2 separate regions of the Homo sapiens genome follow, and region 2 is linked to region 1. A link is a contact called in ENCODE Hi-C or POLR2A ChIA-PET data. All regions are on one chromosome and are shown on one strand. Each heading gives the region's core, a stretch centred on a gene start or an enhancer-like site at or near the end of the contact. The rest is flanking DNA. Distances are from core to core; before and after follow the strand shown.

Region 1 (6,125 bases), core at 1,876-4,375:
TCACTTTATAATCTCTTTCCTGATCTTTATTTTCCCACTAGACTAGTGATTATTAACCATAGTGATGTGATTGTCAGGTGTGTCACAGTAATCTAGTTTTCAGAGTCACACTGACTTCCATGCTTAAGCTGGCAGGTAATTTATCATACATACGATCTTAGATTCCAAATCTTTTTTATTTGACTGTTACATTTGCCTTATGTGTTTCAGAAGATGGAACAACAATGTCGGGCATTATAGTCTGTGTACCAATATATATCCTGAAAATCTCTCTGGAAATGGGTTACTCCTTCAATGTGGCTCTAACACAGAGCTGCACTATCCCATAAACCTCATAAGGGAAGGGGCCATGTCTTACCTTTGAACTCACTGCTCAGGATCTGTGATGAACAATAAAAGGTTAAAAAGGAGTCACACTATTTTTTTGTTCTACAGGGCAAAGGAAGCTAGTTCTAGGTTTTTTGGTTTTTTTGTTTTTTTTTTTTAAGACAGAGTCTTGCTCTGTCACCCAGGCTGGTGTGCAGCAGTGTGATCTCAGCTCACTGCAACCTCCACTTCCTGGGCTCAAGCCATTCTACCACCTCAGCCTCCCGAGAAGCTGGGATTACAGGCGTGTGCCACCACGCCCAGCTAATTTTTTGTATTTTTAGTAGAGACAGAGTTTTGCCATGTTGGCCAGGCTGGTCTCGAACTCCTGACCTCAAGTGATGTGCCCACCTCGGCCTCCCAAAATGCTGGGATTACAGGCGTGAGTCACTGCGCCCAGCCAGTTCTAGGTGTCTTTAAAAGTCCATAATAATATAAGCAAACAGGTATTTGTCAGGAATTTATACAAAAGATATAGAAGTGGAACAAGCATTACAAAAATCACAGTGAGATTAAAGTATTAATAAAATGCAAAGCGGGATATTTAATGCTTACTTGCCCCAACAAACACCTTGCCAACACACACACACACACACACACACCCTTCCAAGCACCAAAGCCAATGTCAGTCATTGGGGAGGGGTTTCTAGAAAGGAGTCACCTTGACTACTACTCATTGCAACAAGAGAGGCAAAAAGTCTCCACAGAATCACCCTTAGCGCTAGGGATATGGAGATGAAGGGAACATCCTTCAAACAGCTCAGCACAGTTTATACAAACAGGAACTACTTATCTGTCATGGGCAAGATCATCTCAGGAACTGTTCTTTTACATCTATTTGTGAGAAATGGCTATATTACAAAATGAAGAACAATCTGTATTGCAGGTTCCAAATAATCATTTCCAGTTAAATATTGATATATAATTCTAAAACAAAATAAAGAAATATCCACCTTAATGTATATTTCTCTAAAATGTTAGCACCGTAATTACTTGGATAACACTCAAACCATTCCTCACACTGGTGTGAAAATGACTGTCAAGTTAAGAAAGCCAGCACCACAGACCAGACCATTAATAAGATTGTAAACCATGCTGCATATCCCCTTTATCATCGAAAAGCCCCAGAGGGAAGCTCAGCCTCCATCATACCACACGGAGCAAAGCGTCCCAACTTTCTAGCCACTTTCAATGTTCACAAGTTAGATCCTCTAACATGGGGAGGAGATGATGCTTTAGGACTCCTAGGAGTCATGTGATCAGAGCCTCTGAGAGAGAACAGTCCAAGTTATCCGGCCACACTGGACTCTCTGAGAGAGAACAGTCCAACAATCCAGCCACACTGAAGTCACAGTGGAAAAACCGAATCCAGAGCTTAAGGGGCTTACGTTATGTTTCTCTTTGGCAATGCTGAGCTAGACTGATTTTTATTTTTAATTTATTTTTTATTTCAATAGGTTTTTGGAGAATAGGTGGTATTTGGTTACATGAATAAGTTTTTTTTTTTTCTTTTTTGAGATGGAGTCTCACTCTGTCACCCAGGCTGGAGTGCAGTGGCACGATCTTGGCTCACCGCAACCTCCGCCACCCGGGGTTCAAGCGATTCTTCTGCCTCAGCCTCCCAAGTAGCTGGGACTACAGGCACGTGCCTCCACCCCCGGCTGATTTTTGTATTTTTAGTAGAGATGGGGTTTCACTATGTTGGCCAGGCTGGCCTCAAACTCCTGACCTCGTGATCTGCCCCCCCTGGCCTCCCAAAGTGCTGGGATTACAGGTGTGAGCCACTGTGTCTGGCTTACGTGAATAAGTTCTTTAGTGGTGATTTCTGAGATTTTGGTGCACCCATCACCCAGGTAGTGTATACTGTACCCAACATGTACTCTTTTATACCTCACCCTCCTCCCACCCTTTCCGCCGAGTACCCAAAGTCCATTGTATCATTCTTATGCCTTCACATCCTCATAACTTAACTCCCACTTATGAGTGAGAGCATACGACGTTTGGTTTTTCCATTCCTGAGTTACTTCACTTAGAATAATACGGAACTAGACTGATTTTAAAAGCCGAGCAGAACAAGTCACACCCTACTATAAACTCTAAGAGATCCCTAACAAGTGCCCTGAAGGCCGTGTTCCACTCATCCTTTAAGGCCATTCTCTTCTCTCCAACCACACCAGCCTTCGTTCAGTCATGAATCAGGGCTGCTAACATTTGAGTGCTTTCTGGCAGCAGCATTGTCCCAAATGCTTTATCTACTTTAACTCAAATCCACACAATCCCATGAGGCAACATTATTCCATGTTATAGATGGGCAAGCTGCAGCACAGAAAAGTTCACAGTGTCAGAACTTGGACAGATAAATGCTGGAGAAATGATTCAAACTCCAGCTCACAGATTCCAGAGCCCATACTCTTAATCACTTGGTCTAATAAGTTGCCTCATTTCCCTATGCAATTTAAATAAAATATAAATACACCGACGGAAACCAGTTCAATCCTTACTCGGCCATTACCTGCACTAGAAAATCAAATCTGTCCATAGGCAGGTTAAGAGCTTTATTAACTCCCATGTATCCCCTTGCTCATGTTCCAAGTACTAAATACGATACTTCTATACATCTTAGTCAGAAGAAGGTACTAGCCAGCATTAACTTGTGCTACATTTTACTCACAGAAATGCTCATAAAAACATTCAAAATAGTTCAATGTTAGGTGGTTTTTGAACCACCTGCTTTCAAAACAGGGACTTCCCCCAACCCCTAGAAGAAACCACTGTCGCTTTGGTGGGGTCTCTCCAGGTGTTTTTAGAAGTGTGTGTGTCACACGAAAAGACGCTCTGCACCATTAGTCATTAGGGAAATGTAAATCAAAACCACAAGGAGATACCACTTCACCTCCATTAGAATGGCCATAATTTTTTAAAAAGAAGGAAAATATGATTCAAGGGGCATCATAAAAAGAAAAACAAAGGAAAATAATGAGTGTTGACACAGATGTGGAAAAATCAAAACCCTCATACATTGCTGGATAAAATGGTGCAGCTGCTATGAAAAACAGTACAGCAGTTCCTCAAAAAAAATTAAAAATAGACCTACCATATGATCCAGCAATTCCACTTCTGGGTATTGATATGGTTTGAACATTGTGTCTTCTTCGAATCTCATGCTGAAATGCGATCCCCAGTGTTGGGGATGGGGCCAGGTGGGAGGTGTTAGGGTCATGGGGGCAGACCCTTCATAAATGGCTTGGTGCCATCCTTGAGGTAACAAGTGATTTATTGCTCTGTGAGCTCACATGAGATCTGGTTGTTTTAAAAGAGGCTGGAACTTCCTTTTCTCTCTTGCTCCCTCTCATGCCATGTGACATGCCCACTCCCCTCTACCTTTCACCATGAGTAAATGCTTTCTGGGCCTTGCCAGAAGCTGAGCAGATGCTGGAGCCATGCTGGTATAGCCTGAGGAACTGTGAGCCAAATAAACCTATTTTCTTTACAAGGTACCCAGCCTCAGGTATTCCTTTACAGCAACACAAATGCACTAACCGAGTATACGTCCAAAAGAACTGAACACAGGGACTCAAAGAAGTACTTCTACACCCATGTTCATGGGAGCATTATTCAAAATAGCCAATAATTGAAAGGTGAAAGCAACCCAAGCATCCTCTGACTAATGAATGGATAAAACAAAACATGGTACATATAAACAGTCATCCCTCGGTATCTGTGAGGGATTGGTTTCAGCAACCCCCTACCTTGGATACCAAAATTCACAGATGCTCAAGTCCCTTATATAAAAATAGTATAGTAGAGGCTGGGCATGGTGGCTCAAATCCATAATCCCAGCTCTTTGGGAGGCCAAGTTATCACTTGAAGCAAGGGATCAATTGAGGCCAAGAGTTTGAGACCAGCCTGGGCAACATAGGAAAGACCCCATCTCTACAAAAATAAAAATAATTAGCCAGATGTGGTGGTGAGTGCCTGTACTCCCAGCTACTCGGGAGGCTGGGGTGGTAGGACTGCTTGAACCCAGAGTTAGGAGGATGCAGTGAGCTATGATGACGCCACTGCACTCCACCCTGGGTGACAGAGTGAGACTCTGTCTCCAATAGTGACGATGATGATGATGATAAATAAGTAAAAGTATAAAAAGAAAATGATTTGATATCGGGGGAAATTCACCCCCGATATTTCACATAGGTTCTTTTCTATATTCCCTAAGTGTCGGCCGGTCTGAGAAATAAAGGGACAGAGTACAAAAGAGAGAAATTTTAAAGCTAGGTGTCTGGGGGAGACATCACATGTCGGCAGGTTCCGTGATAAATGTCCATGAAATCTTCACAGTTTATGTTCTTCTGCCAAGGCTTCAGCCGGTCCCCCCGTTCAGGGTCCCTGACTTCCCGCAACAATTTTATATTATGTGAATTTCTCAATTTTTAAAAAGGTATGTGTATATGCTCATATATTCACATATATACCCAAAGAGCAATATTTGTTGAGTTTTAAATTTTCACACTAGAGTGTCAAATACTGTTTTAAACATTTTATATAATCCATCTTATTTATGCCTCAGAATGTAGCAATTATCCCCATTTCATATATGAATAAACTGAGGTCGATTTTAAGTAACTTGCTTAAGTATGACATTCCTTATCTTGCTACCCTCCCCCACCACCCCAATCTGTCATCTTGGTGATCCATCCGTGTTGGTAAATGCAAACCTTTGGAACTGCCACATGGAATTCAATAGGTGGGAGTCCCAGCTATTGATCTGCTATCTTTCTTTCATTCCACCCCCTTCAGGCATAGGGTCCCCCAACATGCCACACAGTCTGGGGGAGTCAAGCAAAGAACTAGGACAGCACTGACTGCCCAGGCCCCCTTCTAGGCTTTTCGCCGCTAAAACAAAATGCAAAGGCTAGAGAATCCTAGAAGCAAACACCAGTTTTAGTAACTAGCTTACTCCTTTAGCAGAAAGGCAGGAATACCACTCCAAACAGCTATAAATTACTAGAGAAAAAGGGAAAGACAGCAGTTCAGAACAAAGCCTGATTACAACTCCAAACATAATTCTGGTAAAATCACAGAATAAGAAGTGAATTTTCTAAATGAGGTGATAAATGTCCACGATTGTATGGTCTCCAAAAGCAGTAGCAGACCATCCCAGATGCTGGCATTTTACCCACTACCCCTATTTAAAGCTTAGTTTAAAAGTAAGAATAAAAGCAACTGGAGGAGGAGAAGAGGTAGATTCCAAAGTCAATAATGATAGGAATGTTTCCTACAAGAATTAGTCCTTCAGGTGTGCAGCAGTTATCCTTCTGGCTCTATGGGGCCTTATAATAAAATTCCTAAACTAGTTCAATAAAGGGAAAAAAGAAAACTCAATCTCTCACTACCGACTTATGCTATAGAATTGAATTTAGCATGAGCAGTTCTCAACATCCCATCAATAGGTGCAGTTAAGAATACCACACTACATGAAAACACATGATTTGGTAAAACTGACTTTAAAATACACAAATAATTTTGGGAAAACACAGCAGCTCCACTTGCAAAAGGGCAAAGGAATCACAGCTAACAGATGCTAACATCAACATACAGCACTAACAAGGGATCACTGGAAGAAGTCTTAAACTCTGCTGGGAGGAGTGTTACTTGAGATATTTCTCAAAATAAATTTAGCAATTAAAAAAAGCCTTGAGGCCAGGCGCGGTGGCTCACGCCTGTAATCCCAGCACTTTGAGAGGCCAAGGCAGGCGGAT
Region 2 (5,892 bases), core at 3,302-5,801, 39 kb before region 1:
CACCAGCCTGGCCAACATAGTAAAACCCCATCTCCACTGAAAATACAAAAAATAAGCCAGGCATGGTGGCAGGCACCTGTAATCCCAGCTACTCGAGAGGCTGAGGCAGGAGAATGGCTTGAACCTGGGAGGCGGAGGCTACAGTGAGCAGAGATCACACCATTGCACTCCAGCCCGGGTGACAGTACAAGACTCTGTCTCAAAAAAATAAAATAAAATAATGTATAATATTTATACAATATATATTTATATAATATTTATATTATATATATATTTCTCTAGAGCTGTCAAAAATATACATGAAAGCTTTAAAGAAAAGTGCCCACTAGAACTGTCACTCGAGGGGCTGCCTTCCCCTCTCCTCTCACAAGTCCCTTGATTGGCCTTGGTATGACTTCCTGTGAGTCAAAAGAAATTTCTTTTGCGTAGTTGGCAAAAGCTTAAACCTATGATCATCAAAATGCTAAAAAGGGCATCCAGAGACAGTCAGTTATTTTTATTTTGAAAAATAGGGGTGGACTGAAGATTAAGAACTGAAAGCAACAACTGAAAGCAAGCAATGTTGGCCGGGCTGGTCTTGAACTCCTGACCTCAGGTGATCCGCCCGCCTTGGCCTCCCAGAGTGCTGGAATTACTCAGGTAGTTCTTTATAGCGGTGTGAAAACAGACTAATATATACTAGACATACGGTCTAGAATCATACATTGCTTTTTCTTGTTTTTTCTGAGACGGAGTCTTGCTCTTTTGCCCAGGCTGGAGTGCAGTGGCACAATCTCGGCTCACTGCAACTGCAACCTCCGCCTTCCAAGTTCAAGCTATTCTCCTGCCTCAGCCTCCCGAATAGCTGGAATTACAGGTGCACACCACCATGCCCGGCTAATTTTTGTATTTTTTAGTAGAGATGGGGTTTTACCATGTTGGCCAGGCTGGTCTCAAATGCCTGACCTCAAGTGATCCGCCCACCTCAGCCTCCCAAAGTGTTGGGATTACAGGCATGAGCCACTGCGCCCGGCTGCTTTATTTTTCATAAAAGTGAAAGGCATGATTTATACTAAGATGATTTCTTCCTTTCTTTAATAAATTTATTGACCATAAAATACATGTACTACCATGATGATTTGGGACCATGATGATTTGGAACTGTCTGTCAATTTTAAAAGTTTGTGCTCTTTGACTTAGAAGTTCTATTACATAAATTCTTAGAAGTATTTGTACCAAGGCACAGAAGTTTATGTTTAAAAATTTGATTGCATCATTACATGAATTAGTGAAAAATGGAAAACTGAACTTTCTGAAAATCTTTATAAAGCACCTTCAGATATAGCTAAATAACTGTCAGGTGAAGATAAAGGAATTGAAACTTTTAAGTTGCAAAGTATCTTAAACGTGCATAAGATGGGTGTGTACAGATGAGACAGAGTGAGACTCTGTCTCAAAAACAAAAACAAAAAACAAACAAAAAAAGAACTACCCAAGAATGGGTAATTTATAAAGAAAAGGAGTTTAGACTCACCCCTGTAATCCTAACACTTTGGAAGGCCAAGGTGGGTGGATCACCTGAGGTCAGGAGTTCGAGACCAACCTGGGCAACATGGTGAAACCCCGTCTCTACTGAAAATACAAAAATTAGCTGGGCGTGGTGGCGTGTGCCTGTAGTCCCAGCTACTCGGGAGGCTGAGGCAGGAGAACTGCTTGAACCTGGGAGGCAGAGGTTGCAGTGAGCTGAGATTGTGCCACTGCACTCCAGCCTGGGTGACAGAGCGAAACTGTCTCAGAAAAAAAAAAAAAAGAAAAAAAAAAGGAGTTTAATTGACTCAGTTGGCTGGGCAGGCCTCAAAAAACTTACAATCGTGGCGGAAGACAAATGGGTAACAAGGTACGTCTTACTTGGCGGCAGGAGGGAGAGAGAGAGAGTAAGGGATGGGGCAAGTGTCACACCTTTAAACCCTTAGATTTCATGAGAACTCACTATCACAAGAACAGCAAGGGGGAAATCCGCCCCCATGATCCAATCACCTCCCACTGACAAGTGGGAATTACAATTCAAGATGAGATTTGGGTGGGGACACAGCCAAACCATATCAACTAGTTTCCTACAAATGAAAATCACTTAAACTCTATTGTCTCTTCCTTTATATCTTCAATCCCCATCATGTACCTCTTATTTATGTAAGAGTTAACCCAAAATTCAATTCATCATCTCTAATCACCCACCCATCTCTAATCATTTGTTTCTTCAGCACCTGTATAAACAGATGTACTAAATTTGTACCATATTGTTTACAACTTGGCAAAGTTCTCTGGCATACTCCATGTTTTCTAGGATAATGTAACACACTGCAAGTATTAATATAGCTGTTAGCTAAATGAAATCTCCCTTCTGGCTATTCAGCATTTTTAGAACACATACATCAGAAGAAGACTTGCCTTCCTACTAAACTATTATGTGGAGATTTGTGTTAGGGGCCTGTCCTGCACAGCTTGGCCAGATCACTTCTGTTTCTCTTCACCAACAAAGAACACAAAATAAAATTATTTCATTCTTCACTATTTAAGTCAGAAGAACAGCATCTCTCTTTGGAAGATACTATATAACTCACAGCCCCCAGTGTGTCACACAATTACCATGTGTCATTTATCCCTTTATGGCCTTTTTTATTTTATAACTGGATAGACCAAGTGAATTAATGCCAACACTGACTATCAACTGTGCTCAATGTTAGCATTACTTCATCATTCTGGTCCTTGTATCAAGACCATTAAGTTAATCTTGACCATTTTAAAAAAAATTAAGGGTGGGATCTAAATATTTTATCTCACTAAGAATGTCCGTATTATGTTCTTCTGAACAATATACTTGGGGGAAGCTGGTGGTGATAAAGACCTTTTCAATGGTCAAACTAAACCTAATGTGTAACTTTCCCAGATTTACCCCACAGTATTTTGTCATGACTGTGTAATTATTTGTTTCCTGGGCTTTGTTCCAAAAAGAATTTTATGCTGCTTATAAAATACACATAATCTGTAAAGATAAAACAAAGGAGGTGAAGAAATAAGAGCATAGGGAACTGAACACTCAAGATAAGATGAAGCCAAAAATGCTGTTATACAAATCTGGCTTTAAGCTTCCTCGCAGCTAATTTTTTAAAAAGTTAGTTGCATGATTTCCCATGACTATGAGAGAAAAACTATTCATTTACTTATTAAAAAATGACTATTCCTGGTACTGGTTTCAGAGAGCAATTCCTAAATATCCCCAGAGAACACTAATGTAGCAGCATCCTCCTCAGAGTGAAAGCCTGGCCCGAACATGCATGTGTCTTAGCCTGGAACACGTCCAAGGCTGCTGTTGTGAGAAACAAAAACAAAGTTATCTTTCTGACATAGTGATGAAGGGCTGTCCATGTTCTTGTTTTGCTGATGAGAAATAACAAACCCAAAATGAAGCTTAAGCATAAACTTAAGAGAAATGTTGTGTGAAGCTTTGGAAAAGGAATAGTGGCCAGTAGATAAGGGTCAAAAGGACCAAAATGTAACAGAAAAAAAGGGCACATACATGAAGAATCAATGTGTAGACTTTAAAATGTCCTATCCTGGAATGAAAACAGAAGCAACAGAACTTGTCAAATAGAAGCAGCAGAGTTAGAAGCAAACTAAGTGTTTTTCCACACCAGGAGATGCTGCCCTAGAATGACAGACAATGATGTGTGCTGTTGGCAATCATGTCTTGAAGAAAAGTTGACTCATCAGATGTCTGAGGCTTGGTGAAGACATTTCTGAACGTCGTCCAATTCCCTTTGCTCCAATTTCCTATCCATGAAGCATCTTCTTAACCAAAGATTACTTTTCAAGAAAATTTTCCTCTGGGAATGTAAGGCAGCTCACATAAATATGCTGTCAACTTTTGCCAATCATTAAATTGGCTCTCTGGTACACTTCATTCTTATATGGGATTCAGAATAAGCCATGAGCCGGGTGCTGTGGTTCACGCCTGTACTCCCAGCACTTTGGAAGGCTGAGGCGGGCGGATCCCTTGAGGTCAGGAGTTCGAGACCAGCTGGGCTGATATGATGAAACCCCATCTCTACTAAAAGTACAAAAATTAGCTGGGCACGTGACTGTAATTCCAGCTACTCAGGAGGCTGAGGCAGGAGAATCGCTCGAATCTGGGAGGTGGAGGTTACAGTGAGCCAAGATCATGACACTGCACTCCAGAGCCTGGGCAACAGAGCGAGACTCTGTCTCAAAAAATAAAAAAGAAAAGAAATCGAGACTAAAATAAGCCTATGCTAGAACAAGCCTGTGTCAGGATTTGGACACCCCAAATAGGCAGATAATTTAAATTTTTACTTGCAAAACTCAGCAGGCAGAGCAAAAGTTATAAGCCTTTTTCACCTGAATTTAAGTCTATGAGACCTAGGTTGGAAAAGGCCCATTAGCGTTACCCAGTCTTGTTACACATTCCTTCCATTTAAGTTAAGGTCTAGTTGCATTGTCTGAACCTTTTCTTGGATACATTCTTTGGGACTGAAGGATGTTCACAGGACATAAGCTGCTTCCCAATGGATTTGTGCCAGATGCCTATCGGCAAAACTTCCTTTGGACTTCTTGGCAGACTCTCAACTACGGCTTGAAATAACAGAAGAACAAAGCTGCTCAACTGAAAGTTTGCATAACTGGTGAAGTCTGCCAATGAGTAATTCCTAATCATCTATCGTGAAGACATACAAGTATGAGCAAACAGTAAGGTTAAGTGTATTTACTTTGTGGGGGACAAAATCTAAGACATCACAAAGGCATGGAGACATGCATGTCAGCCAACATGATCAGCCTCCAGGTACCTGGAAGGATGCCACGGTTTCCCTTTGGCTTGTAAAATAGATACTCCTGGGTTTTTTTGTTGTTGTTTTTAAATGGATTTTGGTCTGGAACTGAAACTAAGTTTACTCAACTCCATGACCTGAACAAAATATTGAAGTCTTTAACATTAAAAAAAAAAAAAAAAAAAAAAAGGCAAAGAAAGTTTTTCACCATAACTAGATAACCAAGGCTTCTCAGAGATAATAAATGTGCACAGTGAGTTACTTACTTAGAAATTGTTTACCAACAAAAGAGTTGCACCCACTGTGAGAAATCTTAAGGAGGAAGACTAAGAGACTCCCTGAAACACTCATCTGATTTAAAAAATTCCTTCCAACTCATAATTTTTTTTTTTTTGGACAAGGTCTCACTCTGTCACCCAGGCTGGAGTGCAGTGGCTCAATCACGGATCACTGCAGCCTTGACCTCCCTGGGCTCAGGTGATCTTCCTACTTTAGCCTTCCAAGTAGCTGGGATAGGCAAAGGCCACCACCCCCGGCTAATCTAAAAAAGTTTTTTTTTTTTTGTAGAGACAGAGTTCTCCCTATGTTGCCCAGCCTGATCTCAAGCAATCCTCTTACCTTGGCCTCCCAAAGTGCTGGGATTACAGGCATAAACCACCGCGCCTGGCCCTTTGTTTCTTAAAGAGTACCTTAAGCCTAAAAAAGTGCTAATCTCTCTTGCCTCTTTCATAAGCAGAAAGCTAGCCATTTTAAGATTACACTATCATTTTGGAGACTTCTGAGAAGACTCCAAAGAGGCTATCAAAACTGAAGCCAGCAGCCCTTGGGATTACTTCTGCCAATCCAACTGTATGCTGCCAAGACCATCCAGCTAAGGCGACACGCACTATGCCAATTCCAGCTCTTGCTCTGCTTCACTAGCTGCCAATTCCTTCTTCCCTACTGTTTGAGCATTTCTGAAAGGCGCGTTTCCTGTCATTTATAAACTCGAAGTTTGCCAGTTAAGTACTGTACGAGCCAGCTGCTAGGCAGGAACTAGAGACTTTTTGTCTGTTGGAAGAACCAACTC

The links. A loop is a pair of places that touch in the nucleus more often than their neighbours do. ChIA-PET counts read pairs that join two places held with the same protein, here RNA polymerase II (POLR2A). Pooled maps may share reads with other maps.
Region 2: a loop to region 1 is called in a map of endothelial cell of umbilical vein, with 5 times the contacts of the local background. The contact joins two enhancer-like sites. A Hi-C loop is called at or near these places in 2 of 168 maps with a recorded cell type or tissue (Calu3 and endothelial cell of umbilical vein), 3 of 37 single-sample maps with no recorded cell type and 12 of 50 pooled maps. POLR2A ChIA-PET finds 5 or more read pairs at or near these places in 6 of 52 experiments (AG04450, HepG2, MCF 10A and 3 more).

What each region holds. Positions count from the first base shown.
Region 1 is chr7:23,370,211-23,376,335 of GRCh38, forward strand. The region is part of intron 3 of IGF2BP3 (insulin like growth factor 2 mRNA binding protein 3); the gene reads right to left. Among named protein-coding and RNA genes, the nearest start is that of SNORD65C, 23 kb to the right of the region's middle. Within about 2 kb of position 3,126, at least 4 of the 41 ENCODE cell types and tissues checked have a DNase peak (open chromatin) inside an H3K27ac peak, as active enhancers do; they include endothelial cell of umbilical vein, where a contact is called at or near this core.
Region 2 is chr7:23,330,085-23,335,976 of GRCh38, forward strand. The region is part of intron 10 of IGF2BP3 (insulin like growth factor 2 mRNA binding protein 3); the gene reads right to left. Among named protein-coding and RNA genes, the nearest start is that of MALSU1, 34 kb to the left of the region's middle. RefSeq lists a silencer at 5,586-5,880. Within about 2 kb of position 4,552, at least 14 of the 41 ENCODE cell types and tissues checked have a DNase peak (open chromatin) inside an H3K27ac peak, as active enhancers do; they include endothelial cell of umbilical vein, where a contact is called at or near this core.